3 separate regions of the Homo sapiens genome follow, and regions 1 and 2 are each linked to region 3. Evidence: chromatin loops called from intact Hi-C (ENCODE). Cell type or tissue: OCI-LY7. All regions are shown on one strand. Links, peaks and the distances in the headings refer to the core of each region. The heading gives the core; the rest is flanking DNA. Region 1 overlaps SERINC5 (serine incorporator 5). Region 2 overlaps LOC105379048 (a long non-coding RNA gene). Region 3 overlaps MTX3 (metaxin 3).

Region 1 (10,806 bases), core at 1,376-9,375, 200 kb before region 3:
ATCACTTGAACCTGGGAGGCAGAGGTTGCAGTGAGCTGAAATCGCACCACTGTACTCCAGCCTGGGCGACAAGAGTGAAACTCTGTCTTTTTTTTTTTTTTTTTTTTTTTTTTTTTCAAAACAAGAAAGTTAATCTTTCAATCCAAAGGTAGTAGATCCTTTGGTAAAGTGAATAGAGCATCTACTAATTCTAAGATGTTCAGTTTCCCACCATGTTTAAATCGGAATGCATTAGTTTGTGGATCATGTAATGTACCTGAGTCTCTTCCCCGAAATTATTTTTATATAATGTCAGGCCTCTGAGCCCAAGCCAAGCTATCGCATCCCCTGTGACTTGCAGGTATATGCCCAGATGGCCTGAAGTAACTGAAGAATCACAAAAGAAGTGAATGTGCCCTGCCCCGCCTTAACTGATGACATTCCACCACAAAAGAAGTGTAAATGGCCGGTCCTTGCCTTAAGTGATGACATTACCTTGTGAAAGTCCTTTTCCTGACTCATCCGGGGTCAAAAAGCTCCCCCACTGAGCACCTTGCGACTCCCATTCCTGCCCACCAGAGAACGAACCCCCTTTGACTGTAATTTTCCTTTACCTGCCCAAATCTTATAAAACGGCCCCACCCTTATCTCCCTTTGCTGACTCTCTTTTCGGACTCAGCCCGCCTGCACCCAGGTGATTAAAAGCTTTTATTGCTCACACAAGCCTGTTTGGTGGTCCCTTCACACGGACGCGCATGAAATATAACATAATAGTGCTTTAGAATTAAAGAAGTTAACTTAATGACTACTATGGGTTAGGAACCGTGGTAAGCACTTCACAGGTGTTATCTGATGTAATTCTCAGGCAACTCCATGAAATGGGTGTCGGTATTGTTTCATTTTACAGATGGCACAACTGAGGCTCAGGGTGTGTATGTGTGTAGCTAGCTCAAGTTAGCAGTGGAGTTAGGAATGGAAGTCTTATGAGCTGTTTATTCTTACTTGATAGTTTGTGGCTTTGAGTTTGGTTGCTTTGAGGGTTGGAGGGAAACGCCTTGTTCTCAGGGGTCTGTATAGAAACAACATACAGCCTGCATGCGGTGGCTCACGCATGTAATCCCTGCACTTTGGGAGGCCGAGGCAGGCAGATCACCTGAGGTTAGGAGTTTGAAACCAGCCTGGCCAACATGACAAAACCCCATCTACTAAAAATACAAAAATTAGCTGGGCATAGTGGTGTATGCCTGTAATCCCAGCTACTTGGGAGGCTGAGACAGGAGAATCGCTTGAACCTGGGAGGCAGAGGTTGCAGTGAACCGAGATTGCGCCACTGCACTCCAGCCTGGGCAACAGAGCAAGACTGCATCAAAAAAAAGAAACAACATACAGTGTGTGAGCCTGGCTTAAGTGCCCTGTCCTTGGGTGCCCAGAGCCAGACTTAAGAGGTAACACCCTTAGCAGGCACATTCCTTTCACCCTGTGGTGTGGAATTTGTATGTGATGTATTTTTTCTTTTTCCAAAAATGGGGTGGACTTTGGAACAGCAAATATTTAATCGGAGCAAATTCCCCTTGCCAGAATCCTGCTAGCTTGTTCACCTTGGAGGTTCTTTGCCCAAAAATACTTACCACATACTGAAAACTAAATGTGCTAAGTCACCCACAGAGTATAAAGGAGGTCTTGATTAGGATTTGGAGCAGGGGGGTTGTTTACCTGTTTTTGATGAATATACAGTGTCAATGTACTCACCCTGTGATGAGCCTTAAAGGGCCCTGGCCGCATTCCAGATTCTGGAGTAAGCAAACAAGGGAGGGGATTTGTTGGGGATGGTGGCTCAGCCTGCTGCTGTTAGCATTCTCCTTGAAATGGATTTTGGAGGAAGAAAAAAGAGGTAGGGAGGCAGAGAAGGTCTAAAGGTGAAAGATGGGCTGGTATAGATGAAAGAGGTGCTAATGTGCATGTGTTATGGGGAAGATGTGGTTCAGGAATTAGAGTTGCTGATGGAGTAGAAGAGAGAAGGTGGGGAAGAAAATAATTTAGGGAATGTTTTAGAGCAATAAATCCTGTGTAAATGAAACAGCCTAATGAATGAAGTGGTATGGCTTCTCCATGAATGTAGCTTTTAGAGATTCAAAGCAATATTACCTCCTCGTTACTGGCACTACTCATACAGGTGTAACTTTTGTTTTGGGTTAGACTCTCTGAAACATTCATTTTTGTGTGTGTCCCCTACCATATTTCAGCACCTGAAAATTTTAACCATGCTGTTTCATCACTCATGTTTAAACACAGCTAAAAATTGAGGTTCCTCCAGAAAGCACCTGTGTGACTGACTTCTCATTACCCGCCTGCGGGTGCTTCCTTTCATGCGCGTCGGTGTGAAGAGACCACCAAACAGGCTTTGTGTGAGCAACATGGCTGTTTATTTCACCTGGGTGCAGGCGGGCTGAGTCCGAAAAGAGAGTCAGCGAAGGGAGATAGGGGTGGGGCCGTTTTATAGGATTTAGGAAGGTAATGGAAAATTACAGTCAAAGGGGGTTGTTCTCTGGTGGGCAGGGGCGGGGGTCACAAGGTGCTCAGTGGGGGAGCTTCTGAGCCAGGAGAAGGAAATTCACAGGGTTAATCACTCAGTTAAGGTGGGGCAGGAACAAATCACAATGGTGGAATGTCATCAGTTAAGGCAGAGCAGGGCCTTTTCACTTCTTTTGTGATTCTTCAGTTACTTCAGGCCATCTGGGCGTATACGTGCAAGTCACAGGGGATACGTGCAAGTCACAGGGGATGAGATGGCTTGGCTTAGGCTCAGAGGCCTGACACTTCCTGTATCCAGCCCCAATTGCTGTTCTAAAGCAATTTCCAGACCAGACTGTTCTCGCTGGGATACCCCTTGGTGATGCCCTAAGGTGTTAAAGAGCAAACTCCTGCTTTGTTCTTCACTTCTGCTGTCTGTCCTCTGCCCTCCACCCTCCCTCCACCCCAAACGGCAATGCCATAAAAAAAGAAGAAAACAAAACAGCTTTGTCTCATTCTTGTGCTTCATTCTTGTCATCTGTGCTCTCCTGCCAATTGTGAGCTCTACCTGCAGAATCTCTGGTTTCTCTGCCTGGGGTTACCTTCTTCACCTGTTCCCAGTGGCCTTCAAACTTGTCCCCTTGCCTCAAGTCTGTACCCTTTCACCACGTCTTCCACTTTGTAGCCAAAGGTGTTCTAGCTTCAGTAGTGCTTTTCCCCTTGCTTACAGGATGGGGGCCTGACTGCTAAGTCTGGCATGCACCTGGCCCTTCCCAGCAAGACCTTGCCTTTGTAGAGAAGGGAAAAATGGCTTCCTTCCACTCTTCTAGGTTCTTTCTCTGGAAGCAAATTAAATTGACATAAGACCAATTACAGGAGAAAAAGCAATTTTAAAAAGGGTCAGATAGGCTGGGCATGGTGGTTCACGCCTGTAATCCCAGAACTTTGGGAGGCTGAAGTGGGCGGATCATTTGAGGCCAGGAGTTCAAGACCAGCCTGGCCAACATGGTGAAACCCCATCTCTACTAAAAATACAAAAATTAGCCAGGCGTGGTGGCAGGCGCCTGTAATCCCAGCTACTCTGGAGGCTGAGGCAGGAGAATCACTTGAACCTGGGAGGCAGAGGTTGCAGTGAGGCGAGATTGCGCCACTGCACTCCAGCCTGGGCAACAGAGGTCTCAATTAAAAAAAAGCGGAGGGGGGGGGGGCGGTCAGATGATAGAAGCTTATGGCATGTTGAGCTACAGAGAGGAATAGGGGCTTGGGGCCTCTGGGAGTTGCTGGCAACACGTAATGGGAGAGTGAGGGGAAGAAATGTATGGTGAATAAACGTCTGATACACTTTACTAATGTAGATTTCCTCTACAGATGTAAATTTTTTGTATAAAACAGCAGCTTTGCAGAGCTACTCCTGTGTCTTCAGCTTCTCAGAATAACGAGCTTGAAATACGCAAAGAAGAATGTTTTAGGGTGGCATATCTTGGTTTTTGTGAGTGACGCCAAGGTCAGAGGTAACCAGGTCCACGAACATTTGTGTCTTTCCATAATGTTGGACTTAACTGATGCTATTTCAGTTACAAAAGCCACCAGCTATGTGGAGTTCCCAGGGAGCCAATTCTTCTTAGTACTTCTCATCCACTCATTAGATCTGCAGGCACACAGGTTCCAGCCTCTGCACCAGCCAGTCAGTATTGCAAACCGTACACAATCGTATACTCTGTCAATATATAAATGTTACTGATTAAACATTGTGCAACAAACAAAATAACATTTAACATTAAGAGAAAGGGAATAGGAAAAGGGTTAATGAAGTAGTCCAGGGAGAGCAATAAAGAAAAAAAGAATTTCCTGGTCTGGGCTGGTTAATCTGGTTGGTTGTGCAAGAAACAGTCTTTGATGTGGGCAGAGCCTTCGGGGCAGATGCCAGGTGCTTGTCACGAGTTAGAACCGTACCTACCCTTTTTATGGCCACAGAGTCCTCCAGTGAGGACTGATAGTTGAAGACTGTGCTTGTTTATCTACTTATCTGGTTGGATGCAGTCTTTATCAAGCAAAACATCTTGTCTCTGTTGTGACAAAATGGTGTAAAAAAAAAGTCATAAAAAATGTACAGTTTTAGGAATTTGCTGAAAACAAAATGTTGGCTATTTCCTCATGAAGTCTTTCACATGTCTTCATGAAAATGGAGCTGGCCAGGTACAGTGGCTGACACCTGTAATCCCAGCACTTTGGGAGGCTGAGGCAGGTGGATTGCTTGAGTCTAGGAGTTCGAGACCAGTTTGGTCAACATGGTGAAACACCAACTGTACACACACACACACACACACACACACACAAAATTAGCTGAGCTTGGTGGTGCATGCCTGTAGTCCTAGCTACTCAGGAAGCTGAGGTAGGAGGATGGCTTGAGCCCTGGAGGCGACGGTTGCAGTGAGCCAAGATTGCGCCACTGCACTCCAGCCTGGGTACAGAGTGAGACCCTGTCTCAAAAAGGAGTGGGGAGAAAATGGAACTCTTTGTTTGTTTGTGTAAAGGAAAATAAACCCTCTCAGGACTGCCCAAACTCTTTATGCCAAATGGAAACTTAAGACTGGAGAGACAGTCACGTGACACTGCTGCTGTCCCCTCGCACCTTGCCCCCCTGCCCAGTAGATAGCTGCGACTTCCCAACCTTGTGTCAAAGCGCTATGCATTAGCCACACCCCTGGAGAAGGCAGAAGGCCTCGTGCATCCCGGATGACTGCCCTCAAATTGCTCATAAGTAAATTCTCTGCTGGTCCCTAAACCTTTCAAGATGTGTATCTTCCCATAAAAAAGGACATGTCAGCTGTAACTTTAGGTCTGCAATCTAAGTCTAGCTCCCTGTCCACGGAATTGCAGTCTGTTACATTTCACACTGACAATGCCCATTACAAGCTTATCTTCCCAGGTGCAGAACAAAGACAGGACAGCAGTCATTTCTCTGCCTACCCTGAGACTACATAATTAACTCTTCCTTTACTCCCTTTTTGAATGTTTATCATATCTCTTTTATAGCGGAGTTTACTGGGCACTAGTTAAAATCTCAGGAGAATGTTGCATTTGCCTCACCACCTGCCCCCTTTTCCTGCATGCCTTCTCCCCTTTAAAGAAATGGGTAAATACCGAGCAACCTCTTTGGGAGCGCCAGCCACAGAGGATTCTGTGATTTGTGTGTTTCTCAGCAGCCCCTCAAGCTCTGGCTTAATTATTCCCCATTGAGACTCTTGCCTCAGTCTCTCATTTGGGTTGACATTTGTTTATGGAAATCGTGATAGCCACAGATATTATTGTTTCTTCAGTATCTTTTTCTGGAGAAGAAACTGTAAATTATCTTCTTTATCACACTTTCCTTTTACCTTCAGTTTTGTGCTATTTTTTCTCTGTGATACTTTATTTTTCTTATGAATAATAGTTATAATGTGATTTATTTTCTGTTCAGAAGAGTGTTCAACTTTGATGTTGATAAGAAGCAAGTTTTTATGACTGACCAAATCCTTATTTTATGACATTACTAGGAATGTGCTGCTTGTTCTCATTGTGTAAGATTTTAATTATTCTGATAATGAAACTGATTATTTCATGTGGAAGTCTTCTAATTTGGCTAGAATAAGCTATTGTCAACATTTATCAGAAGATTAAGACCCACTAATAAAGAGCTCCAGTGGATCAAGAAAATACCCAATTAACAGCCAATTCAGAGAAAAAAAACAGATGGCCATAAACTTGAGAAAAGATGCTGAATCTCACTAGTAATAAGGAAGATGTACCTTAAAACAGGATATTGGGTTTTTGCCTTTAAATTAGATGTCCAAGTTGGGAAATGTGCAATCTCAGATATTACTGGTAGGATGTAAATTGGTACAGCCTTTGAAAGTATGATTTAACTCATCTTGAAGTTTAAAAATGTAGATACTGGTTGAATATTCCTAATCCAAACATCTGAAATGTGAAATACTCTAAAATTTGAAACTTTTAAAGTGCCAACATGATACTCAAAGGCAATGCTCACTGAAGCATTCTGGATTTTTTTGGATTAGGGAACCTTAGCCAGTAATATAGTGTAAATATTCCAAATTCTGAAAGACTTCTGGTCCCAAGCATTTTGGATAAGGGACATTCAACCTGACTACTTGACCTACTAATTCCATTTCTAGCTCAGGTGTCTGTCCTACATAAATAATGGCACAGGTGCAGTGAGGCATGAACAGCAGTATTTATTGAATTAGTGTTTGTGATAATAAAAAACAAGTACAAAAAATAAAATTTAAAAACCCTCCCCAACAAAAAATTAAGATCAGTGTGAGAATGGTTATTGATTTTGATCAAGCCTTTTTACAGTATAAGATAGTGATGAAAAAGAATGTGATGGGATTTTGCGTATTAATAGAGAAAGACTCTTCATGGCTTATTGTTTATTTTTGTTTTCTTTTTTTGGGACAGAGTCTCACTCTGTTGCCCAGGCTAGAGTGCAGTGTCACGATCTCGGCTCGCTGCAACCTCTGCCTCCCAGGTTCAAGCAGTTCTCCTGCCTCAGCCTCCCTAGTAGCTGGGATTACAGGCACGAGCCACCACACCGGGCTCATTATTGTATTTTTAGTAGAGACAGGGTTTCACATGTTGGCCAGGCTGGTCTCAAACTCCCGACCTCAGGTGATCCACCCACCTCGGCCTCCCAAAGTGCTGGGATTACAGGCATGAGCCACCGTGTCTGGCCCAGCTTATTGTTAATTGGGAAAAAATATTGCAGAACATTACATACAATCTTTTATTTTAAAAAGCTGTTTTAATATATTTATTATATGCATAGTATGATATGAGTGTATGTATGTGTGTTGTGTATGTATATGTATATGTGAGTGTGTTGTATATATGTATACACACACATTTATGTATGTGAATTAATACAAATACTCTACCCACCAATTGTTTACTCTTCTGAGGGAGAGGAGTGACATTTTGGGTGGATAGTAAAAGAAGTCTCTGATTTTTTATTTGTATATATGTATACATATCAACAAAAATATATCCATGTATTGAAATGGGATTTTAGGCCAGGTGCAGTGGTTCATACCTATGATGATCCCAGCACTTTGGGATGCGAAGACAGGTGGATTGCTTGAGCTCAGGAGTTCAAGACCAGTCTGGGCAACATGACAAAACCCCATCTCTACAAAAAAAAAAAAAAAAAAAAAAATACAAAAATTAGCTGGGCATGGTGGTGCGTGCCTGTAGTCCCAGCTAATTGGGAGGCTGAGGCAGGAAGATTACCTGAGCCTGGAAGATCGAGGCTGCAGTGAGTTGTGATTGTGCCACTAAACTCTAGGCCGGGCAACAGAGCCAGAGAGACCTTGTCTTGGGGTCGGGGGTGGGGTGGGGGTGGGGGTGGGGGCGGTTAAAAAAAAGGTAATTTTTGTAAAATCTGATGTTGGATTTCAGAAGTCATTTGGGGCAAGTAAAGGCTGAGTGTTACTTTATGATCACTGTATCTTTAAAAAAGATTCAGAGAAAATTAGAAAAATATCTCTTTAGAAGATAGATCCTCAGTCTGTTTCTTTATGCACACGATCCATTTCCACAGTGGATGTTGTGGTTGGCTGCATGAACACTCCGTGACAGTCCACCTCTCACTCAGTTGTAACAGATGACTTTTCTAAACTTTCTCCTCAGATTCCTTTTTTTGAAGATATGTGTAAAGGCATTAAAGCTGGTGACACCTGTGAGAAGCTGGTGGGATATTCTGCCGTGTATAGAGTCTGTTTTGGAATGGCTTGTTTCTTCTTTATCTTCTGTCTACTGACCTTGAAAATCAACAACAGCAAAAGTTGTAGAGCTCATATTCACAATGGGTAAGTATTTTAGTCTTCTTGGGGATTGCTTTCTCCTTTCTTATGTTCAGGACAGTAGTCCAGGATCCCATCTGCCCACCAGACACTGTGACTGCCCTTCTTCTAGTTGAAATTGTTGATTTAGGGGAAGGTGGAATTGATACTTACCCACATGGTTGCCTCAAAGGTAGAATCTTATTTGTAACACCTGGTACCATGATGCGAAATTTACTCAAGACAAAGAGTTTATTTCTTGTTCCAAGACCTTCCCCCAGGTCATTTCCACCCCTGCAATGAAATGGTGTTTTGCACAACTGGAGGCTGCACTGAGTCTGCCTAATTATGGGAAAAAGCATTCTTCAAGTCACCTAGTTACTTCCCCTTGATTAGGAGAGAACATTGGCCAATGGCAGAATCATGGATTGACATGCTGTACCTTCTACGAGGTCCTTTGTCCTTCTTGAATGTCATTTAAATACATTTCCTCTTTTTTTTCCCCCCACTTCTAGCTTTTGGTTCTTTAAACTTCTGCTGTTGGGGGCCATGTGCTCAGGAGCTTTCTTCATTCCAGATCAGGACACCTTTCTGAACGGTACTAATGGGGTATTTTGGGTATCTGTTTATTTTGTTTTTACCCATTTTGTCAAATTGCTCAGAAGCGCAGTCCAAAGTACCTCTGATAGTTAGAATTACTGATTTTCTTTTGGCTTCAAAAGAAATTCCTGACTTACCTGCCCATACTTTTTCCATCATTGCCTATCTACCTCCCCTCTTCTCACCACCGCATCCCACTTCCAGGTAGGGTGTAAGAGGACTCTGATACTCTGCTGGCCTGGGAGACCTTGTTCTTTCCAAGCACTGCACAGAAAACCCAGCAACAGGGAGCGCAGGGCTGTCAGCAGCTAAATGTCTGCTGCAGCGATAGTGGGACAGGAAAAGCATCTTTCAGTCTGTTATTAAACTTACCGTATGTGAAGCTCTGTAGCATTGAATTATATTCTTTATTGTTAGAACCTGCTTTAATTCATTAATATGAAGCCTTTAATCATAGCTGAAACAGGGCGCCCTTTTTCATATGAGCTGAGGGAAAAACCTGAATTTCAGTGGTTCAGAGCATTTTGTTCAACCCAAATGGATTCACTTTCCTAAGTAAGGTATTAAAAACATTTAGGCCAGGCGTGGTAGCTCACACCTGTAATCCTAGCACTTTGGGAGGCTGAGGTGGGTGGATCACTTGAGGCCAGGAGTTCGTCTGAGACCAGCCTGGCCAACATGGCGAAACCTCATCTCTACTAAAAAATATAAAAATTAGCCAGGCATGGTGGTGTGTGCCTGTAATCCCAGCTACTCAGGAGGCTGAGACATGAGAATTGCTTGAACCTGGGAGGCAGAGGTTGCAGTGAGCCGAGATTGCACCACTGTACTCCAGCCTGGGCGACAGAGTGAGACTTTGTCTCAAAAACAAAACTAAACTAAACATTTAGATTGTGTCAGTTTATAAGGAACAGCCATAATCCTTCATATAGTTATGTATCAGGGCCTAGCTAGTTGTTTAAGGTCATACTTGTTTTTCATGTACTCCCTAAGTCTTGCTGTTACCTAAAATACTGTTAAAAGTTTTAAAATTCTCTACAGAGATCCTTTTATGTATTAGAATGTATATTTGGAGGGAGAAGAGACCTAGAAACCCTCTGGTCCAGCTCAGTCTTTTTTTTGTTTTTCGAGACAGAGTCAGAGTCTCGCTCTGTTGCCCAGGTTAGAGTGCAGTGGCACGATCTCGCCTCACTGCAGCCTCTGCCTCACGGGTTCAAGCAATTCTTCTGCCTCAGCCTCCCGAGTAGCTGGGACTATAGGCACGCACCACCACGCCTGGCTAATTTTTGTATTTTTAGTAGAGACGGGGTTTCACCATATTGGCCAGTCTGGTCTCAAACTCCTGACCTTGTGATCCGCCCCCTCTTGGCCTCCCAAAGTGCTGGGATTTACAGGTGTGAGCCACTGCGGCCGGCCAAGCTCAGTCCTTTTTTTTTTTTTTTTTTTTTTGAGACCAAGTCTCGCTCTGTCACCCAGGCTGGAGTGCAGTGGTGCAATCTCAGCTCACTGTGACCTCCACCTCACAGGTTCAAGTGATTCTCCTGCCTCAGCCTCCTGAGTAGATGGGATTACAGGCACCCGCCACTATGCCTGGAGTTTTTTTTTAAGTAGAGTCAGGGTTTCACCATGTAGGCCAGGCTGGTTTCCGACTCCTGACCTCAAGTGATCCCCCTGCCTCAGCCTCCCAAAGTGCTAGGATTGCAGGCATGAGCCACTGTGCCCAGCCCCAGCTCAGTGATTTTTATAGACAAATTGGAACCCATGTGATGTGACTTATTCAAGGTTATAGCGTCTTTGTGGCAGAGCCAGAAGTCGAACCGAGTCCTTGTCCCCTGTCTGAACCTTGTTTCTTTACTGGTCATTGTTGACTTTTTAC
Region 2 (10,806 bases), core at 1,664-9,663, 94 kb after region 3:
ATTGCCAAAATAGTTCCATGAAACATACAACCATAACATTTTAGTAGCATTCAAAAATAAAAGAATGTAGTGTTTGTCTATCCAGGGTTAGCTAGGTGTTGGCTGGTTGTTGGCTCGGATGGGCTGGCCTTGACTGCGGCCACTAGACTCTGAGACATGGGTTTCTTGTCCTCCAGCAAGAGAGCCTGAGCATGTTCTATGGTGATGGCAGGCATCCGAGAGGCAGCAAGTGGAAACGTGCAGAGCCTCATGAGCCTGGATTTAGAAGTGGCTCATCATCACTTCTGCCCCATAAGTCACATAGGGTGGAGAAATGCACTCCACTTTTATGGGAGGGACTCCAAAGTCACATGGCAAAGGATCTGGGTACGGGGAAGGGTAAAGGATTGTGACCATAAATGCAATCAGTCTGCCATACAGGTAATATTCCCTTTCCTCTTTTGTTCTTCCAGCCCTTCCAGAAATTTTCCCACCAGTTACATGCGTTAAATCTTTTTGCTTTGATTATCGAGAACGGTTTTTCTTTTCCTCATTGGATACTGACTGATATGCTTATTTATTATATGTATTGCTTGTATTCATTTCCTATTACTGTCATAGCACATTACCACACACTTAGCAGTTCAAAACAACAGAGATTTATTATCTTATTGTTCTATTGGTCAAAAGTCTGGTGGGCTCAGCTGCTTTCTCTGGCTAGAGTCTCTCAAAGCCAAAGTCAAGGTGTTGGCAGGGCTGCCTTCATTTCTGGAGGCTCTAGGGGAGAATCTGTCTTCTTGCTTATGCAGATTGCTGGCAGAATTTAGTTCCTTGTGATTGATAGACTCAGGTTCCTGTTTCCTTGTTGGCATTCCCAGTTTCCAGAGGCCACTCATATTCCTTGGCTCATGGCTCCTTCCTTCATCTTCTAAGCCAGCAACAGTAGGTCAAGTACCCCTCATGCTTCAAATCTTTCCTGCCTCTTCTTCCATCCCATGTCTCTGACTGATTCTTCTGCTTTCTTCTTCCACTTCCAAGGGCCCATGTGATTACACTGAGCCCAACTGGATAACCCACGATACTTTCCCCATCTCAAGGTTCATAACATTAATCATAGCTGCAAAGTCCTTTTTGCCATCCAGTGTAACATATTCACAGGTTCTGGGGATCAGGACATGAACATATTTTGGGAGCCATTATTCTGCCAACCACATTGTTTATAATCTGTCCCCCCCTTGCTAGAAAATTGCCTTCAGAGAGCTTGTTTCATTCACTGACGCATCCCAAGTGTCTAGAACAGTGCCTAGCATAAAGTGGATAATAAATATTCATTGAATTGAATGAATGAGGCTTTAAGGGTCCAAAAACCTAAGTTGAAATTTTAGTTTTGCCACTGATACCTTTTAGTCTCATTTCTTCATATATAAAATAGAGTTAATTATACCTACTTCTTGGGCATATATGTTGTTGATGATGATATTAGATAACACAGTTGACACTTGAACAACTCAAGTTTGAACTGTGCAAGTCTACTTACAGCAGCTTTTCTCCAACTAAACATGAATGGAAATTACAGCATTCCTGGGATGTGAAACCCATGTATGGGGAGGGCTGACTTTTCCTATATGCTTGTTCTGCAGGGCTGACTGCGGGACTTGAGTATGCTTGGATTTGATTATACACGGGGTTCTGGAATCAATCCCCTGTGTATACTGAAGGATGACTGCATTCATATAACAGATACACACATTTAAAATTTATGAATGTGTTTTTCTCATTTTGCATTCACCCCGTTCATTCAGAGATGCATCACAGAGAGTTGGGAGTATTACAAAAGGAAACCAAAGAGGAAGTGGGAGGTTATATGTAGTTTTTGACATCCAAAGTAGGACTTTGGAGAGGGAAGGGGGATCACAGAAGAAGAAACTTTAAACTTTTTTAAAAAGGAAAAAAATTCAAATTTTGTTTGTTGCTCATCCAGAACAAGTCTAACTGACAGGATTATAAAGTTTCTTTCAAAGTGTAGAGCAGACTCCCTTTCCATCATTATGGCTGAGCTGTGAGGCTTGGCTTAGAGGCTTCGGAAGGAAAGAGGCTAGAACACAGGAGAAGTTCACAGGAGATAGGAAAATGAAGGAGGAATTCTGCCCTTCTCTGATGGAATGACAAAGACGACGAGAGACAACAAGAGGGCAAAGAGGTCATGTATGAGGAACTGCAAGGCTGGGGAGGCAAATACCATTTGCCTCAGACAGTTTGGCTGGGCCACCAAGTCTCTAGGACAGAGCTGTTCAGTAGAAATCTAATGTGAACCATATATGTAATTTTAACTTTTCTGCTGGCCACGTTTTTAAAGCAAAAAGAAACAGGCGATGCTTAGCTGCAGGAATTGTTGGGAAAGAAGCATTTCCCTGTTCCAGTTTCTAAAGCGGAGGCTGGCAATGTGGAAGAGGATTAGGAATGAGCTGCCCTACTGGTGACATCTAGAAAGAACCACTTCGTGGGGTTGACGTGAACCACTAGTCCTTCATTAGGGAAGCAAGCTGTGGTCTGATCCTTTTGGTTGTTTCTTTTTGTAGCATGTGCAAGTATATTAGATTCAGTGGTTTCAAGGTTTCAAGATACAGATATGTCCTTAGGTTATTTCCACAAATGAGGGTTAATTATTATATAAGGCTACTTAGGAAAATAAAGGAGACAGAAAGTTGTCTCAGGCCACGTGGTCAGGCCTCCATGGAAACAAAAACATGGTCCAGGAAGTGGTTGTAGCCCCATTACTCCAGTAGTAGCTCTGGTGACACTGCCACAACAGTATCTGGTTGGCGACTCTTCAGAATTGGGCATCTGCAGATCCCTGCTCTGGGGCTCCACCATGACAATGATGCATATATTTTGCCTCTGCACCTGCTGCTCCTGACTTTACCAACAGACTTTCTCTGTGTGTCCATATTGAATGCCCTGACAGAGCATCTGGTTGGACAGCCTTCACCATCCAGCTGGTGGAGTTCTTGCTCAAGGTCACCTTCAGGCTCTGGCTAATCCAACAATAGCTTCCTTGTTCTATTAATGTGACGGGGTCATGGGTCATGTACCATCACTCTTGGTCACCCTCAGAAGGAGACTACGGGTGAGGCAGGCTCCCTAAGGCTTTGCAGAAGAGGTAATGAACCAATGGCTAGTCCTGGCTCCCTGGTTCTAGGCCATCTGCTGAGCCAGGCCAATCTGGCCATTTTTTTTTTTTTTATTGCAGCTGCTTTACCATTTACAAAGAGTTATTCATCTAGCTTCATTGGCTCAAGGTTAAAGCCCTAAAAGCTTTCTGCTTTAACTGCTCAGATTGCCAGAAAACTAGGACAAATAAATAAATTAACAAAAAGCCTACTAAAAGAAGGAAAAAAAGAAGAAATAGGCCAGGCGTGGTAGTTTATATCTGTAATCCAAGCACTTTGGGAGACTGAGGAAGGAGATTTGCTTGAGCCCAGGAGTTAGAGCCTGCAGTAAGCTATGATGGCAACTCTGCACTCTGGCTGGGACAACAGAGCAAGATCATGTCTCTAAAAAAGAAAGAAATCTAAAAAAGAAAGATAAAATCAATAATGTATTTTATCTAACTCAATATATCCAAAATATTATCATTTCAACATGCAATCAATAGAAAAAATTAATGAGATATTTTACTTTTGGGGGGGTCAGTCTTTGAAATCTGATGTGTATTTGGTGCAGCACATCTCAATTCAGACTAACCTCTTTTCAACTGCATAAAGAAATTTCTAGAACTCCTGCAAGCCATATGTAGACTATATATTGAATGATGAAACTTTAAGGGAAGCCTCCCCTATGGCCACATCCAGTACAGTATAAATGGTAGCCAGAGGAGGAGCAGAGAGGTGGCAATGTTCCTGATTTCCCATAGTTACATATGATATGCAGGGGTTCTAGAAGTTTCCCTGTGCTTCCATGAGGGGACAGGTGAAGATGAGAGGGCTGGTTTGCTGGCCGAGTCCTGCAGTCAAGACAGAGTAAACCCTGTATATGTGGACTTCATGACTGAAGGTGAACGTCAAGGACCATGGACTCCAGTGATGGATGCCAGTGCATCATTGCAAAGGCCTGACAACTCAGAGGTCACCTGCCCAGGATCTGGATCAGACAAGTCACAGTGCATCAGAAGCCGATGAGGATCCAGAGCAGGGCCCGAGGTGAGTACAAATGCAGCCCCAGCCTGCTTCTATCTCTTCTCAACCCCAACTTTGTCTGGAAGGTTTGCACAGGCACATAGACCCCCCAGGCTGCAGGTCCAGGCTCCTTCACCCCAATCCCATTCTGCTACAGCTTCTCCTTGGCCACCTCTTTGGCCTAAGGGTATGCATACTTGTTGTGGGGTCCACCATCAGGAGATAAACCTAAGGAGGAAGCCTGCAGAGGCCCTGAAAGTGCACTGGAGAAGTTGGGAAGGAAGGGATTCCTGTGTCCTGGGTATCCTGAATATGACGCAGTAGTGGAGGTGCAGACTCTGGTGAGCACATCTCCTTGGCTGCCTGGAGACCCTGCCCCTTGGTGTGGGCTGTGACAAGAGAAAAGTCAGAGCAAGAACTGCCCCCGCCTGCCAAGGGCAGCTCTTGCTCAAGCCTAAGGGCAGCATGGCTCCAAGGATTTGAGTCCCTTTTGCTGACACAGCATTGACAACCTTTAGGCCATGATTCCACCCAAAACTCTAAATTTCACCCTAAAGAGGATTGTGGGTGGGAAAGGAGAGCTTGGAAGGTTGAGTACATGCTCTAAAAAGATGGAGTTAAAAGAGTTTAAACTGAAAGAGACTCTGATGCTATAAATTATCAAATTTAAATTCTGTTTTTCTCCTACTATTCAATGACTGAGGAAGAAAGTGAAGATTGTTAGATAAAATCCATTGTGAGAGCAACATTTTCTTTGCATATCTGAGTATAGTGTATAAATTTGGGGGTCCCATGACATATACAAAGTACCATTTGGTAATAACTCAATAAAGTGAGGCAATGATGATGATGATGACTGCAATGCAATTCTGATACTAACTACTTGGCAATTAACATAGACTCCACAGATTCAAGGGCATGAACCCAACAAGACTCTATTCACTTTAGACATCAGCTGTAAGTTCCAGGACTCACAGGCCCTTTGCACTTTTGACCAACTGGGTACAAATTCAGAAGTTTCCACTACCTCTTCAGGGTTGATAATTCAGTAGAGTGACTCACAGAACTTAAAAAAGTGCTATATTTATGACTATAGTTTTATTATAGAGGATACAAGTCAGGACCAGACAAAAGAAAAGACCCATAGGGCAAAGTCTGGAAGGGCTCATATGCAAAACTTCCATGTCCTCAGGATGTGGCACCCTCCTGACACATCAGCGTATCACCAACCAGGAAGCTCAACCCAGCCTTGGTATCCAGAGTTTTTATTGGAGTTTCATTACATAGGCATGGTTGGTTACATCATTTCTGTATGGTTGGAGTCAATCTCTAGCTCCATTCTCCTCCCCAGAGGTGGGGTTGATATCACGCAGCTCAAAGCTTCAACCCTCTCATCACATGGTTAGTCTTTCTAGCATAGACAGATCCCATCCTGAGCCACAGTATTAGCATAAACTAAGATATGGTCTGAGGGGCCCACCATGAATAACAAAGATACTCCTATCACTCAGGAAAATCCAACGACTTAGGTTAGCTCACAGGGACTATGGACAAAGGCCAGCCATGTTCTTTTATATACAACAACAATGATCATGATGATAATGATGTAATTTCTAGTCTACTGAGCTCCTCCCACTTGAGAAACAAAATGCTCTAGCCCAGTTAAATACCCATCTTTTAACAGCATGCTTAAGAAGTAACTCTCATAGTGAAATATGAGGTACGTGTGTGGATCTGCACTTCAAATCCTGCTGTGGTACGGAATGTATTCATGGCCTCAGCATCAGGGAAGAGGCTTCCTGTTGGGTGATCCTCTCCAGTACACACCCTGAAATCTCATCAAGCCATTAATTTCCTTTCCTGTGAACACTTCTCTTGTTAACCCCTGGGCATTTTCCAGTGGAAAATGGAGTTTCTCGCTTTCCCTGGCTCTTGTTTGCAGCCCAGTGAATTAAAACATGAACGAAGTAATTATCGTATTCCATACTGATGGAATACAGGTGGAGGACTGAAAGCAGGGGAATGTCAAGTAGTCCATTTGAGTCCATTGGGACCAGTTGGAGAGAAAGAAAACTGAAAAGGAGAAAGATGCGGAGACGGCAATAGCAGAAGACACAGCATTTAAATAGGAGCCGTCTTAATGAGAATATGTCACCTCAGAGCCAACAGGAAGTCAGCAGATGGGATGCACCTGTCCCTTGAGAGCCTCACGAAGCAAAATTAAGCACCAGAGCCCAGAATGGAAACAGGAAAACCAAATCAAACCCTTCAGATATGCTTCAGCAAATAAACTTTCGGCTCCCAAAACAACAGATGTTGCCCAGATGGGGTGCACCTAACATTTCCCCACACCTCTACATATTCTGAGGCCAAAGCACTATTCAGGGAATCTTACAGCCTGTTTCTTTGGTCATTCTTAGCGTGATTTTCACCACCAACACTCACTCATCCATTTAAATTAAGTTCATGTTGCTTTGGCTATAACAAACAGCTGGAGTTAGGATGGTTCATGTCTATAGACGCTGCTTTGCAAGAGGATGGTAATTTTAACTCAGGTGATGAATTCACCAGGATTTTGGAGGATGAGGAGAAGAAATCTGGTAGAGCCTTTCCCCCAGCTGTTGTTGAAGGCCGGACCCTAGAGCTCTTGGAACAAAGCAGAATTAGTAAGATGGATTGGCTGGCATTTCATGTCAATCACGTAAACCTAATTCAACCCCCAGTACATAGTGCAAATATTTACTGAGCACCTGCCATCTGAGGATGGCAGCTGGTGAGGAAGAGGTCTGTAATGGAGGCTGTTAACCCGTTTATTCAGAACTTCCCTTCTTCCCAAATAAATTTGTGTTAATCGTCTATTTTTATCATGGAAAAACAATTGGGAAGCCTCAATGATATGGGTGGTGGCCTGACTCTGCACTCCCCAGCTGTGGAGTTGCTGTGCCTGGGGCTGCGTGCAGACCTGAGGGGAAAGTGTATTCCAGAAACATTCCATTTTAGTCTCTAAAGGGTGACAGTCCAGGCATAGGTTTATGCTTTCTGAACGGCTGCTTATCAAGACAGAAGCCAACAGTGACATAAGGAGAAAAACTGAAACATAATAAAAGCAATGGGCAAAGCCAGAGCAGAGGCTGAGCACATTCTCCCCACAAGGTTTGCAACTCCTTTACTCCACCTGAACTGCGGGCCTTTGATGAGATCTCTGCAGCTGCAGCAAAGGCTTTCCTTTCCCCGCCACCCTCCCATCTCCACAGCCATTGCAAATGGCACCACTGGCAAACCCTGGATCTTGTTCCTCCCCTGAGAGTTTGCAAAATTACTCTTGAGGGAGGCATGCTGTTCCTGGGCTTTTTGGGTTGCCACTTAGTCACAAAGATCAATGCTGTGACATAACAAAAAATAAGTGGAGGTGGGAGGTGGTCCACAGACTCTGTTGCTATCTCCAGGGGGTTCCCAGAAACATGTTTGAAAGCAAGCTACGGAAAGGGTGGGAAGGACACTTTTTGTTCGTTTAAGAGTTCAGGGTGAAGGGCCTCCAGCCGAGGCCAGATCCACCCCAGGAAAAGATGTGAAGGAAGCAGCCTGACCTCTGTGGCCTCTTCTCTCTTCCCATTCCTCCCACTTTCCCCCATGTCTGTTCCTCTTCCCATTTCCAGAAATTATTTCTCTGGAGAATTGTGTGACTGGTGTGGCTGCAGTATTACCCATCCCAGAAGTACCTGGGGGTGATCTTTTACTTAAGAAAATACCTCCATCCAGTGCATTTTCTGTTTCATTAGGTAATAGGGACATATTTGGGAGCAGGCTGTAGGGAATGGGGATATTTCACCATTTGTTCATTCAACAAATAATTTTTGAGTGCCTATTATAATGTGGACCCTGGTGGGGGCAAGACGGAGGGTTCTTCATGCCCTTTGGTTATTCAACATCAATGCTATGGCTGGTTTCCTCTTAAATTACCTAGGGGCAATATTTCACCACAGTGAATACTGATTTTCTTTCAAAGTCAACGTGTCCTATTCTCAATGAGGAAAGCATTATGGTGTTAAAAAACATTTGCATTTTCCTGGTTCAGATTATATTACAAGGGTCCCAAATTTAGCTGAGAGTGGCTCTACCTGAGTTGTGTGCAGTTGGCTTAAATGTAAATTTCCAGATCTTTTTCCTGAGTTCCATATGCATATCTCCATCTGCCTATTAATCAGCTCTACTCAGATGTCCTACAGGTACCTCAAATTCTTTATGTTCAAAGTCAAACTCACTGTCTTGGAAACCTGCTCTTCCTTCTCCTGTGTGCCCTGACTCACTGAATAGCTTCACCACCTACCTGGTTACCCAAGCCAGCAACCCGGGCATCAGTCTTGAAGATTCTTCCTTGCTCACTCTTTCAAACCAATCACCAAGTCCTGACTATTCTACCACATACAGAAGAATAAAGATTTGCCATGTGTTTGGATCAGAATTGGTCAAAGGCATGTTTTAATTTCAGCACTTTATAAAGAGAAAATTAAACTAGGAAGTTGGGTGCTTTCTGTGTTACATAATACACTGAATGGTAGTTTAGTTAATACAATTACTTCACCTACAATTACACAAATAATTCACTTTCCCATAACAAATATATTTATGACATAGATAAGCAATTTCTCAAAAGAAAGTATTTTCTTATCCTCTAGGGTTATCACAAGGCTTTAAGGGTTATATTTCCAAGAGGCTACATAAAAGCGCTACAAACACTTGGTAAACCCCTTGCTCTTTCTCAGCATAGAGAGGAACTGAAATAATAATTCATGATTCAGAACATGTACATTTTAGTCTTACTTGAGATCTTTGCCTTGCCTGGATTATTTTTTCATTATACTCTGATTATTGCTAAGATGTAAGTGTTCTATAAACTTGTCTTCCTTATCTCGCTGAGATGGGCAATAAATAACATAGCACTTAATTTCTTAAAGTACTTATGTCAACAGGATGACTTTTCTTTCCAGGGATTTTCAGCAAATATCAAGATGACTTAAGACTTCAGTTTTAACCGAGGTTAATAGAAGTTTGAGATGTCTCATTCTTCGGTCCATATTTGTAAAGTTCTCTTGGATCTATTCTACCTCACAGTTTCCATGGTCATTGTGCTAGTTTAGGCTTCATTACAATTGACCCAGAAGACTGACCAACAATCCCTAAAAGGCCCAACGCTTCCAGTCTTGCTACCTTTCCAACCATTCCCCAGCCTGAATGATGTTTCAAATATGTGCAAGCATGCTTTTGTCATTCTTCTGTTTAAAACTATTTATGGGCTTTTGCTAGCTCATGGATGAACTAGAAACTATTTAGAGTGGTACAATAGGCCTTGAAGATTCTGGCCTCTAAGTGAATGCTCTCCACTATTTGTGACATGCTTAAATCAGGCATGTGCAAATTTGGATGGTTCTTGCCATCCATCTGGCCACGAAACTAGTACCCAAACAGGAAATCACTTCCCCCACATCCCTTATCTAGTAGTTGTTATGACTTCTTATAAAAAATTTGAAATACAAAAAAAGTTGTAGGACAATGAATACTCACATACCTACCACATAGATTCAAAAAGTGTTTGCTTTTTGCCATCTTTTCTTTATATACCTATAGTTTTATTGTTTGCTTGCTGAACCATTTGAAAGAAAGCTATAGACATCATGGTTCTTTACCCTTAAATATGTCAGGATTCATTTCTAAAGAATCATAGTGTTCTCCTATTAAACTACATCTGAGTAACTGTTTCGAAACTCTGGAGTCTATTTGAAGGCTTGCAACTTCTACGGGAAGACTTGGGTAGTAAACTGTGATTAATTTTGGTCAATTTCAGCTTTTGGTGTGAGCATCCCTCTGCCACCCCACCACCCCCAGCTTCGTGGCAGGCAGCTGTGCACAGGTTCCAGGAGCATGCATACAGCTTGTGGGAGCCAGGGTGGTCAATGAGGACCCTCTCCTCCAAATATCAAAGATCTGTGCCCTGATTGCTGTTTATGATCATGGAGGTGCTGATATAAGAGAGCGGCCTTATTGCAACCCTCACTGCCATTGTTACAAGCCCCACCTTCTCTGACTGAAGCAACTTCCAGGAGATTTAAAAGACTAGTGCATTTCTCTGCCCCCTTCATTTTTCTTTTTTTACTCCTTTTGGAAGCCAGACATTTAAATATTAGAACATTTAAAGGCAAACACATTTCTAAGAAAATTTAGAAAGCCACTATCATGCCCAGGGAAAGGTACAGGATAGGGGAAGTAGTTCCAAAGCACAGGAGAATTTTATTATTTAAACAGCCAGTACTACTAACCGTGCAGATAAACACAAGTCGAATGTTAACCTCAGAGCCATACTAATGGCTCTGGATGCCATAGGAAGGGCATGGAGAGCCACAATGGTCTTATGAGATCTGATGTGGTTTTGACAGTGTTTTCTGAATACAATATGAAGGACAAATTGAAGGAAGGCAAGAGTGGAGGCAAAGAAACCAGTTGTGATACCTTTCAGGGGTTCAGGTTGGGATATGAGAGATATTTAATGTGTGTAATTCTCAAAACTTGGTGATTAACTAGACGTGGGAGGTAAGGAGAAGGAGTCATCAAGGATGACTCCTAGGTTTCTTGCTTGGGAGTTTAGACAGATTTTAAC
Region 3 (10,528 bases), core at 99-8,098:
ACACATTAACTGTACCCTTTTAGTTTTTTTTATAGAGTTTGTTTTTCAGAAAACTGTTTAAATATACTTTCACTAAAGTTGTATGTAACATAGTGTTTTGAAGCCAACAGTGGCCTGATTGGGGAAAGATCAGATAAGAGTATTGGGTTTACTTTTGCCACACAGTTAGTACCCTTTAAGCTAGGAAATCCAAAAGATTTGCTTTAAAAAAACAAAGCGGCCGGGCGCGGTGGGTCACTCCTGTAATCCCAGCTCTTTGGGAGGCCGAGGCGGGCAGATCATGAGGTCATGAGATCGAGACCATCCTGGCTTATACGGCGAAACCCCGTCTCTACTAAAAATACAAAAAATTAGCCGGGCATGGTGGCGGGCGCCTGTAGTCCCAGCTACTCAGGAGGCTGAGGCAGGAGAATGGCATGAACCCGGGAGGCGGAGCTTGCAGTGAGCTGAGATCGTGCCACTGCACTCCAGCCTGGGCAACGGAGCGAGACTCCATCAGAAAAAACACAAAAAAAAACAAAGCAAAAACACTTCTTGCTTGTGTGTCTGCCTCTCTGTCTCTTAATGTTTCTTAAGATTGTAAGCACTGGGCTTATCCTTTCTTATTAACAGCACCGTGTTCTTTTCTTCTTTCCACATGAAAGTTTTATTTTTTTCTCCTTCTTGTTCTTCTCTGCTCTAGATATAGTTTATAGTTTTTTCACCAGTGTAGATATTTTGCCACTTGGGGTGTTCTTTTCATGAGAGAAACATTGAGGAACTGGGTAGGGGAGAGAACCAACAAAGGAAATTTCAAGTGTGATTCTACTAGGAAAAATACAAAGAGGTTACATATTTTTTCCCCTGTAACTGATAAGCTTGCTTTTTTTTTTTTTCCTGATACAAATAGTAATACTTACTATTTTACAAACTCATAGGGCAATGAGGCCTGATGACACTGGCTAACAGTTTTTGAGGTCCACCACTGTGTTATTTGAGCTTGATGTGGGTTACCTCATTTAGAAGTGATCCAGTGTTTGGAAAACCACTGGATTACATTTAAAGAATTTATCTTTCTTTTTGCCTAATGTACTAGCTTCCTTTGGTCTACATATTCTCAGTTTTAAAAAGCTGGTCTTTTTTGATTGGAATACAGGTCATTTTCATTGAGGTAAAGAAGTATAGTTGAAAGAATAATAGTTTTGGAATCAGAAGACCTGGGTTCAAGTTTCAGCTCTCATACTAGCTTGTGACGTGGGGCAAATCACTTAACCTTACAGAGTCTCGTTTTGCTCATCTGTACAACAGAGAAGGTCTGTGTCTGCCTTTTCTTCATAGCGTATCGGGAAGATCAAATAAGATACTGTACGTGAACATAGTTTGCAAACTGGAGCTTAGTGTAACAGTACCGCTTTTACACTTACTATCAGAAGACCTCTTTAAGTTATGGTTGAGTTCAGTAGAATATTTATTTTGTGGAATTAACTATAATTCTGTGAAGGTATCAGGAATGAGCCACGTTGCTTTTTACAGAAACTGAGTCAGCTGGTATTTGAGGTATGACATTTAGAATTCTTGAGATTATTTGTAAGAAAAAGGTTTCTCTAGCAGCCCAGGAAACATATGGTTCTGTACTCTTCTAGGCTATAGTTTGGATGGGGAGGCCACAGTCCACATAAGCGGTGCCACAGCATTAGTCAGATGTATCTTTTGTACTTTCTACAGATGGATGACAATCTTCGCCAAAGCCCTCAGCTTCCTCCTCGGAAACTGCCAACACTTAAATTGACTCCAGCAGAAGAAGAAAATAATTCCTTCCAACGGCTTTCGCCCTGAGAGTAGTCATGGTTTGTGGCCAAAGTCAAACGATTGTTGCAGTAATCTCTTACACCAAGTGTGTGAAGGCAAAAAGAAGATACCATAATAGGTATTAAGGAAGACTCTAAACCAAAAGGAACTTTCTATGCCATCTATTTTTACTATTATTATTAGGAAGCTTGTATTCTAGCTTGGCACTGCATTTTTAATAACAAAGAGAATGCTAAATGAACTTGGTTGGGGGGGCGGGGAAGAAAAACACATCGTACTGTATACAAAGAACTGCCTTAATCATGGCAGATTTTTGCCTTTGGTTCACATGTTGCTGACCAAAGGCTACAATTCTGTTCTGAATGTGCACTCCTAATTTATTTGATTTAATTTATTCAATTTATTAACTTAGTTTTCTTAGACCAGGCTGAATACCTAATATGTGGCTTTTTGGCTGAGGCTTTTTACTTCTGTTTAGAAATTTGATGCCTATTTTAGGAACCAGAAAAAGATAAATTGCTTCAGTAGAAGAGACCATATTTAACTTTAAAAAGTGAGGAGGAATGTGCTTTTTAATTATGCTCTCATAAGTCTAATCTTTTGGGGGTTTAGTAGCACATAGATAAATATTAAAGGTGGTTACATATAATAACATCTGATAATACTCATTTCAGTATAACATTGGTCTTTGCTGATGTGTTCGATATAGGTTAGGAAGAGTTCTTTTAGTTTACTTGGGCAAATGTGGCAGTTTTAGACCTATGTCTTTGTAGTACATCTTCAGTTGTCTTTCTTGTATTAATTCCAGAAGAAGTGAATGTACTGGTTATCGTTACTATGCTAGGCTGTAAAATTCTTACTGAAATTGCCCACTTGTTAGACACTACTCAGGAGGAGCCCATGGCCAGGGTAGTAGAAATACTGTGCATCTGGTCCAAGTTTTCTATGCTTGGCTCATATTCTTTCATAAGATGCATATTCTTTCATAAGATGCATATCATGTAGTCAAAAGCTTTCTGACAACCAATTATTTTTCATATGTTTCACTTATAGTCGAAGAATACAAAGGAACAATCAGAAATAGCAGCTTTTAATGAATATTTTCTATTTATTGGTTGCTGAACTGTTAAGGGATTTGCTGTGTGGTAATTTTACTTATAATAGAAACTTGCTTATTTTAGTGGTTGAGGTGCTTCTGTTGTCCTAAAACTACTTCTGAGGTTTTTAAAATGTAGAACCATGTTTTTGATTAGTGTCTTAAAAGATTACTGTGGTGCTCAGCAAATCTTATCAAGTCGTGCAGGAACCCATATGTTAAGAAAATGAGCTTTGTAGTCAAAAGACTCATCTAATTTGAGCTGAGTGGAGCTCAGCTGTGTTTGACCCACATCCTCCCAATTTGTTCTGTATTTAGGTAGTTATTTATACAAGAGTCTTTAAGTCATTCTAAATATTTTTTCTTGAAAGTTTTAACTAAGTGAGAAATAAGGTAGTCTTCAAAATCTTGGTCATCTGTTTGGATGAGGGAAAGTACCTCATGAGTTGCACATTACTTCTACAACAGGGTGTGTGTGTGTGTGTTTGTGTGTGTCAGTCATCTTCAAAGGCAGATTATTAGATTCCAGCAATCTGAAATCTATTATTCCAGCAGTCTGAAACCTAAATATGTTATATTGGAAATCATGACTGTGAGACTTTATTGTCCTCTAGGATGGATGTATATTGGAGAAGGGTGGTTAGCACATTCATCAGACATCTGCTTATGCTGTGGTCAAGGCCAGTCATTTTTAATTTATATCAGATTTATATCAGACCCTCCAAAAAGTATTTGAAATATATTACAGTTATAACGTACAAGTACATTACATGTATATTACAAGTATATTACATGTAAAACAGGACAATTTAAAAATTTTAAATTTTAAAGAATTAAAAATTTTAAAAATTTAAATTAAAAAAATTAAAAATTTATAGAACCATATCAACACTGACAGATTCTAAAATTAAGTAGTAAATTTAACTCCAAGTTTCTCCATGGGCAAAGTCAAAAGATAATGCTAGGTTATGTCAATTTTTCTTTTCAACAAAACTGCTAATGTCTATTAGGAAGAAAAATGTGTTTAAAGTTTTACAGGAACGTGGAGCTCATGTTCTTCTGATATGTAGACTTTGATAAAGAAGCATACTGTAATGTTTTATGAACTGAAATTTTAATCAAAAGAGGTCATTTTAGAATAACAAGTATTATTCTTTTTTAGTAGAGGGAATGACTGTCAATATGATTTATTTGTTTTTGTGTCATCCCTACTTTGAACTGCTGTTAGCCTTACATTCTCACTATAGTCCATAATGCTTCCAGATCACCTTTTCTAAGATGCAACATGTGAGTTTAGTGAGAGTTTATATGTTGGGTTACTTAGTTGAGCTATTTATGTATAAGTAAATGAGATGACAGGAAGCTGTAACTGAGCACAAAGTACTTTAGGGAGCAGCCACACATACAGGAAGCTCTTAGAAAAGAACTTTTTTTTTTTTTTGAGACAGAGTTTCACTCTTGTTGCCCAGGCTGGAGTGCAGTAGCGCAGTCTCGGCTCACTGCAACCTCTACCTCCTGGGTTCAAGCAAGTCTCCTGTCTCAGCCTCCCAAGTAGCTGGGATTACAGGCATGTGCCACCATGCCCAGCTAATTTTGTTTTTTTTTTAGTCGAGACGGGGTTTCACCATGTTGCTCAGGCTGGTCTTGAACTCCTGACCTCAAGTGATTCACCTGCCTCGGCCTCCCAAAGTGCTGGGATTACAGGCGTGAGCCACTGCGCCCGGCCAAAAAGAACATTTTGTCAATCTGAACAGAGCACAGAACATTTTTTCAGACTGAACAGACTGTTGGACCAGCCTGTCATGATATGTTTTAGATAAAGTTTGAGTGAGTTCATTGGGATAAATGGTCCACAATCTTAAACAGAATACTGTGAGCCAATGCCTTTTGGAAGTAATGGTGGAGGATAATATGATTAAAGGGAACATGCTTGTGTTTATTTTTGTTGGTAGTATATGATTAGAAAAACTAGATAATTCCCATAAGATGAAGATCTTCCATGAACAAACTACCATCAATCATCCATCAGATTGATTTTTTTTTTTTTTTTAAGTAACACTAAAGAAGCTGTAAAGAACATTGAAGGTGGTCATTCCTTCAAAACTGTGTTTTGACCACACAAGGTGGGCATTAACAAACCAAATTTCAACTTAAGTTTGTTTGTATTATATTGGGGGTGCTGCGAGACTGGAGATTTTATAAAAGCAAGCATTTTTATTTCCATTTATAATTTCTATTCAATATTGCTAGATATATTAACATGAAGGAATGGGGAAGCTTATTTCAATCAAAGCTAAAATTTTCAGAAGTCTGTAAAAATGGAAAAACACCATTGAAAGAGGCAGAAACAGGTAAGGGGGATAGTATCTTAGAAAACCTGTTGGTTAAGGCAGCTGCATGTGATAAAAGTGGTACTTGAACTTGGTAGTGTTTCCTTAGAACCTCCTCCAAAAATATGCATTTACCAGGCTTGTTACAATTTTTTGACAGTTTTTCATCAACTGTCAAAAACTTCAACCCTTTTAAAACCTAGATATAAATGCTTACATGTAAAGAAAGGAAGCTAAGCAGTGGGTACCTGGGATCTCTCTGAACTATTTTTATAACTTCTTGTGAGTCTTAAGTATTTCAAAATAAAAGTGGTTTTAAAGTAAATTCATAGATTAAATGTATCATTATCTATATATAAACCATGATTTAAAACTTTAATTTTCTAAACATAGTATTCAACTTAGTTGAATAAATATATGATAGAAGTTAAATAGAATTTTTATTTCATTCTTAAGAAAAACTCATGTTTGTAACAAATGATATCTAAAGATCTATTTTGCCTTACCAGAAAAGAAAAAAAAAACCCTAAAACCAAAAACTCCTTTTCCCTAGGAAGTCAAAAATGCTGTGATTTAAAATATCTAATTATATTTTTTTCTTTCTATGGTAGTGGGGTTTACTTCTGAGGATAAAATATTTTGAAAAAGCTCTGTCCCTTGACATGGTAGTTCTCCCGTGCCTTGTACTTGTTCTCTCTCCATATGCACAGTGTGACAAGATGCTCACCTTTAATGAAGAAGGTGTAGCTTTTCGTTTTAAGCTGTAATTGTCTTTGTCTTGATTTGGCTATTTTTATAACTGAAATCCTGAGCAACAGAGATAATTTGGGTGGTAATGATCATCTTTTGTATATGTTCTTGATGTTAAGAAATATTTTTTGCTGCCATTCAGCTTTGTGGAATTTATGTTTACTTTTCAATATTTTCATATTTCTTAACCAGATTTTAAAGAAATTTGTTGTTAGTTACGTGAAATCAAAGGTCAGGTCAGTAAGCCCATTATCCTCAAACTTGAAGTTTCGTTGGATGTTCAAAATGCTAATTTTTGCAGAGATATAAGGATAAATTAGTTTTAGTTTGTGTTCTTAAGGGTTTGCAAAATAATTTGGCTCCCAAACTCTTGTTGGGGTGTAGTGTTTGCTAGGAGCCCAGGATACCTGCCCTGGACTTAAATTGTGATTGAAGTGGAGAGGTACTCTAGGAATTTAAAAAGACACAAAATTATTTTTTTCCAGACTAGTGTGCCATGGATTTCTGATAAGAATTAACATTCTTGAACAAAGGTATCAGAAAGGGTAACTCGAGTTGAAGGTTTGTGAATAGAAGGGGAAATGTGATAGAAGATTATTCAGAACAAAATAAGTAGACAAAATAACAAAAGACAGGAAAATAAGTCTCTTTGTATCCTTATTAATCATTTGAAATTATGCTATAATATTTTTTAAAACTCACCTGTTTGGTTCTGGGTGAAGCAGTTCCTGAAGGAGTGTTTTGTCAGAATATATTGTTAGGAGAATAGAGGGTTCTGTGGCCAAGTAAGTTTGGGAAATAGTGGGTTAGACAAAGTTGAGTTACTGTTGGCCTTTCAGACCTTTGATACGCTAATGTGCATTTTAAATCTCCAAGAAGCACCTCTATTTTATACATCATTTCCCTAATTTATTTTAATATGGATTTCTTGTTTTTGTTTTCTTGAGACGGAGTCTTGGTCTTGTCACCCAGGCTGGAGTGCAGTGGCACGATCTCGGCTCACTACAACCTCCGCCTCCCAGGTTCAAGCGATTCTCCTGCCTCAGCCTCCCAATTTACTGGGATTACAGGCACCTGCCACCACGCCCAGCTAATTTTTGTATTTTTAGTAGAGATGGGGTTTCACCATGTTGACCAGGCTGATTTTGAACTCCTGACCTCAGGTGATTCTGCCCGCCTCACCCTCCCACAGTGCTGGAATTATAGGTATGAGCCACTGTCCCCGGCCAGATTTTTTTAAAAGTAGGTATCTTGTGGGATTTATGTTCTGAGAGATACACCTAAGGAAATGCTGCCCTACAGTGTTTTTGCTAGTTCATACTCATTACAAAGGTTTCTTGTTGTTGGGTGCCCCTCTAGCCAGTGGTAGTAAAATGGGAAGAGACAGGTCAAGACTCCCTTGGACCATGGCATTGAGAGAGGGATGGCTGTCGGCATAGATATGTTGGTTATTTAGGCATTTGTGAGGGAGGCCCCTGGCTCTTCCAGCCTGTTTCCTTAGGATCCCAGTTGGCCGGGAACAGCTGTACAAGGGTCTGCTGAACTGGTGGTTTCAGCAGACTACCCAGTTCCTAAGCATCCATGAGACAGAGGGAACCAACTTGTATTTCCAGAACAATTTTCCAAACCTTTTCTGGCTGTACTTTAAAAGTGCCAAAAAGGCAATGGGTGTTTATGACACTAAAGTCACATACAAGCTAGTATGATACATACATCATAGAAAGCTTATAGTTGCTCAGTGACAAAGCAAAGGAAGTTTAATATTTTCCAGTTTTGTTCATTACCGAAGACAGTCTACGGTTCATAGTTTTCACTAAATTCTAAGCAGATTCTATATCCTAAAACATTTAAACCTCACTAGGCCTGCAATTTTGAGAGGGTTAGCTAAATATGTTTGGTATCACTTCAGAGTCTAAAACCAGATTACTAATCGTGTGTAAGGAGGCATTTTGTGTGTCTTTGCAATGTATACAATTGGATTATTTGGAACACCATTTTGAATGTGTATTTGAGAGAAAGCTCGCCTGTGGGTTTTGAGTTGTGGTGTAATGGTGAACATGTAGCCACGTGAAAGGCCGTTGGATCTTTGTTCTGATTCTTCAGTCGTCTTCTTGCAAATTCAGAGAAATGTCTTTTAATCATTTCGTTTACATATCCCAGATCCTTGGAAATCATGAAAAATAACTTGCCAGAGTTTGCATCAGCCCTCAGTAAGTCATGAACCATAGAGAAGGTCATGGGGCCATTTATTCTTTGGACCACTGGCTACTTCTGAAGTTCTGGCTTCCTTCTCTCTAGGAGGAGTCGTGTATTCAAGCTTTTAAGTTAAATGCATAAAAATGAGTTTTACTTCTCTTCTGACTTGATTTTTAATTTTATGAAATGGGAAATAATGTTTTTCCATTTTTCTGTTCATTTTGAAGTGGGAATTTGAGGTGTTTGTAATGTCATGTTACTGTTCTGAAAGATTGACAGTAAAGAAGACAAGAAATATATGTATGTAGTATGCATATTAGTTTTGTCCCACCAAGCCTATCTTTGAATGGCAAACATTTTAAAAACATCTGTTCTAGTTGCACAACTACTCTAGCTTCTTTATAAAGTAAACAATCTTAAAGTAAGCAATGTTGGCCATAATTTCAATATTCTAGCCTTGCCGAGTGTGAATATATTTTACTCAGAGACTATGTACAAATACACTAAAGTGGTGATGGTGATCAATATTGTAAAGAATTTATTCTGATAAATGAGAAACTGGATATAATGTCAAAATAGCTATTTTCTCAATAAAAATCTCAAATCTCCTGACTGCTTATGAATTCTCGATTTAATGTTATTTATTCTTTGAGGTAAATCTTTTCATCGCGAAGAATTTTTTGCTGGTTGAATGTGGTTGTTCAGGGCTGGGACTGAGCTATAGACATAGTGGGTTTTTAAAAAATGTCCATTCTTTTTTTTTTTTTTTGAGACAGAGTTTTGCTCTTATCACCCAGGCTGGAGTGCAATGGTGTGAACTCGGCTCACTGCAACCTTCGCCACCTGGGTTCAAGCAATTCTCCTGCCTTAGCCTCCCAAGTAGCTGGGATTACAGGCACCTGCCACCTTACCCGGCTAAATTTTTTTTTTTTTTTTTTGGTATTTTTTTTTTTTTTTTTAAGTAGAGACGGGGTTTCACCATGTTGGCCAGGCTGGTCTTGAACTCCTGACCTCAGGTGATCCACCCGTCTCGGTCTCCCAGAGTGCTGGGATTACAGGCGTGAGCCACCGTGCCTGGCCAGAAAATGTCCATTCTTTCTGTTATGTGTTGAGACCACTTGTGCTCTGGCCACTCCAGGCTAAGGGAGGTTAGAGGCCTGTTCTCTAGGCCACTGGTTTGTGTAGGACCTCAGATGCTCACACAACTTTGCAGGGTTATAGTTCTCTCATCCCTTCAGCTCTGTAAGTTTCTTGTAAATTATACCTTTTGCTCACCCAGATAGTATAGTGATAGTCCATTGTAATTGAATGGAAGATTTAACTGAGAAAAATAATGTAATTTTAGTTGGAGGGAAGATATTCAGGTTTTTTTACTGCTTCGTTTATGGGACAAAGTATATGGTTCTAGAGAACCCTGTCATTTATAGCTGTAGGTTAAATAAGGGCAAGTTCCCTGAGAGAATGGGTGTCTTTGCTAGTAGATTTTTTTAAAATTGAGTTGTAATTTACATATAGTAAAATGCATAGGCCTTCCAAGTAGAACTGTGTAGGTATGTAAGTACTTTTCTCACATGAGAAGCAAGCTACATCTTTGTCGATACTCCTTTCCCCAAAGAACACAAATCTTAATTACTTACGCACTTTGGGTTCCAGGTGAAAGCCCTTGGGTGGATTGAGGTGGTGAGTAATGATCACTTGCTTGCTGCAAGAGAACAGAAAAGAGGAGTTGCTGTTGTGGAATAATGGAATTATTTGCGGAAAGACAACTATTTAGAGTCACAAAGCTGCGAACCATATGACAAAGAGTTTCAAAAATGTTGGTTCTTAATTGCTCATCTCAGAGGTTTGACTTTCGTCTGAGACTATCTGGGGAACTCAGAAACTCCTGGATGTCCATACTGATCTCCTTCAGTGGACGGTAGGCTACAACACAAGGTGCTCTCTTTCCTTTGCTGCAGATAGCAGCTATTGGTGAGAAAACTCTTAAGTTTTGCCATGTTGGGATCTTGTCTTCAGTGAGTCTCCATAGCAGAAAGATCACTAAGTGCTGCACATTATGTTTGAGACAAATGTAAGAGAATGAAAAGCAAATGGTGGTGAAGAAATGTCAGGTTTTATCTTACTTAAGATCATCCTGTAGTTAAGTTCCTAGCTGTAGAACAAAGGAGAAACTGGTCTCTTCCTGACCAGTCAAGGGCTTCAGGAGAAAAAATGAGAAACCATGGTCCCTCTCCAGGTATATGAGTCAGCCTCCTGGAATGCTTTAGACATTTGTGACTAAGAAATGAAGACAGCTGTGCCTCATCAAAGACATTTCTAATTTCCAGTGCAGCCAACTCAAGGCTCCAAAACTTGTGCTTTTCCAAGT

The links. Peaks named below come from ENCODE experiments on the same cell type or tissue, not always from the same donor. Only the 100,000 strongest peaks of a DNase experiment are listed, where the experiment ranks them.
Region 1: a loop joins it to region 3, with 6 times the contacts of the local background. A loop is called at or near these places in 3 of 110 quality-filtered maps.
Region 2: a loop joins it to region 3, with 4 times the contacts of the local background. A loop is called at or near these places in 7 of 110 quality-filtered maps.

Annotation. Positions count from the first base shown.
Region 1 is chr5:80,175,437-80,186,242 of GRCh38, reverse strand. It overlaps SERINC5 (serine incorporator 5), which reads left to right. Exons shown (of 12, transcript NM_001174072.3): 3 at 8,179-8,357; 4 at 8,846-8,928. Among named protein-coding and RNA genes, the nearest start is that of SERINC5, 75 kb to the left of the region's middle. RefSeq lists enhancers at 1-645, 2,290-3,110 and silencers at 1,622-1,916, 2,182-2,476. In OCI-LY7, for the core only: no CTCF peak of the experiment used is centred there; DNase peaks (open chromatin) are centred at 2,301, 2,772, 4,412, 4,822 and 4 weaker places; H3K4me3 peaks cover 4,372 bases; H3K27ac peaks cover 6,116 bases.
Region 2 is chr5:79,882,685-79,893,490 of GRCh38, reverse strand. All of the region lies in intron 1 of LOC105379048 (a long non-coding RNA gene), which reads right to left. Among named protein-coding and RNA genes, the nearest start is that of LINC01455, 48 kb to the left of the region's middle. In OCI-LY7, for the core only: no CTCF peak of the experiment used is centred there; DNase peaks (open chromatin) are centred at 2,950, 6,380, 6,850, 7,310 and 1 weaker place; H3K4me3 peaks cover 2,067 bases; H3K27ac peaks cover 6,683 bases.
Region 3 is chr5:79,974,971-79,985,498 of GRCh38, reverse strand. It overlaps MTX3 (metaxin 3), which reads left to right. Exons shown (of 9, transcript NM_001363818.2): 9 at 1,705-8,783. The coding sequence ends at 1,815. It overlaps LOC105379048 (a long non-coding RNA gene), which reads right to left. Exons shown (of 3, transcript XR_948500.3): 3 at 9,798-9,862. Among named protein-coding and RNA genes, the nearest start is that of MTX3, 11 kb to the left of the region's middle. In OCI-LY7, for the core only: no CTCF peak of the experiment used is centred there; DNase peaks (open chromatin) are centred at 3,148, 3,528 and 4,268; H3K4me3 peaks cover 2,896 bases; H3K27ac peaks cover 5,793 bases.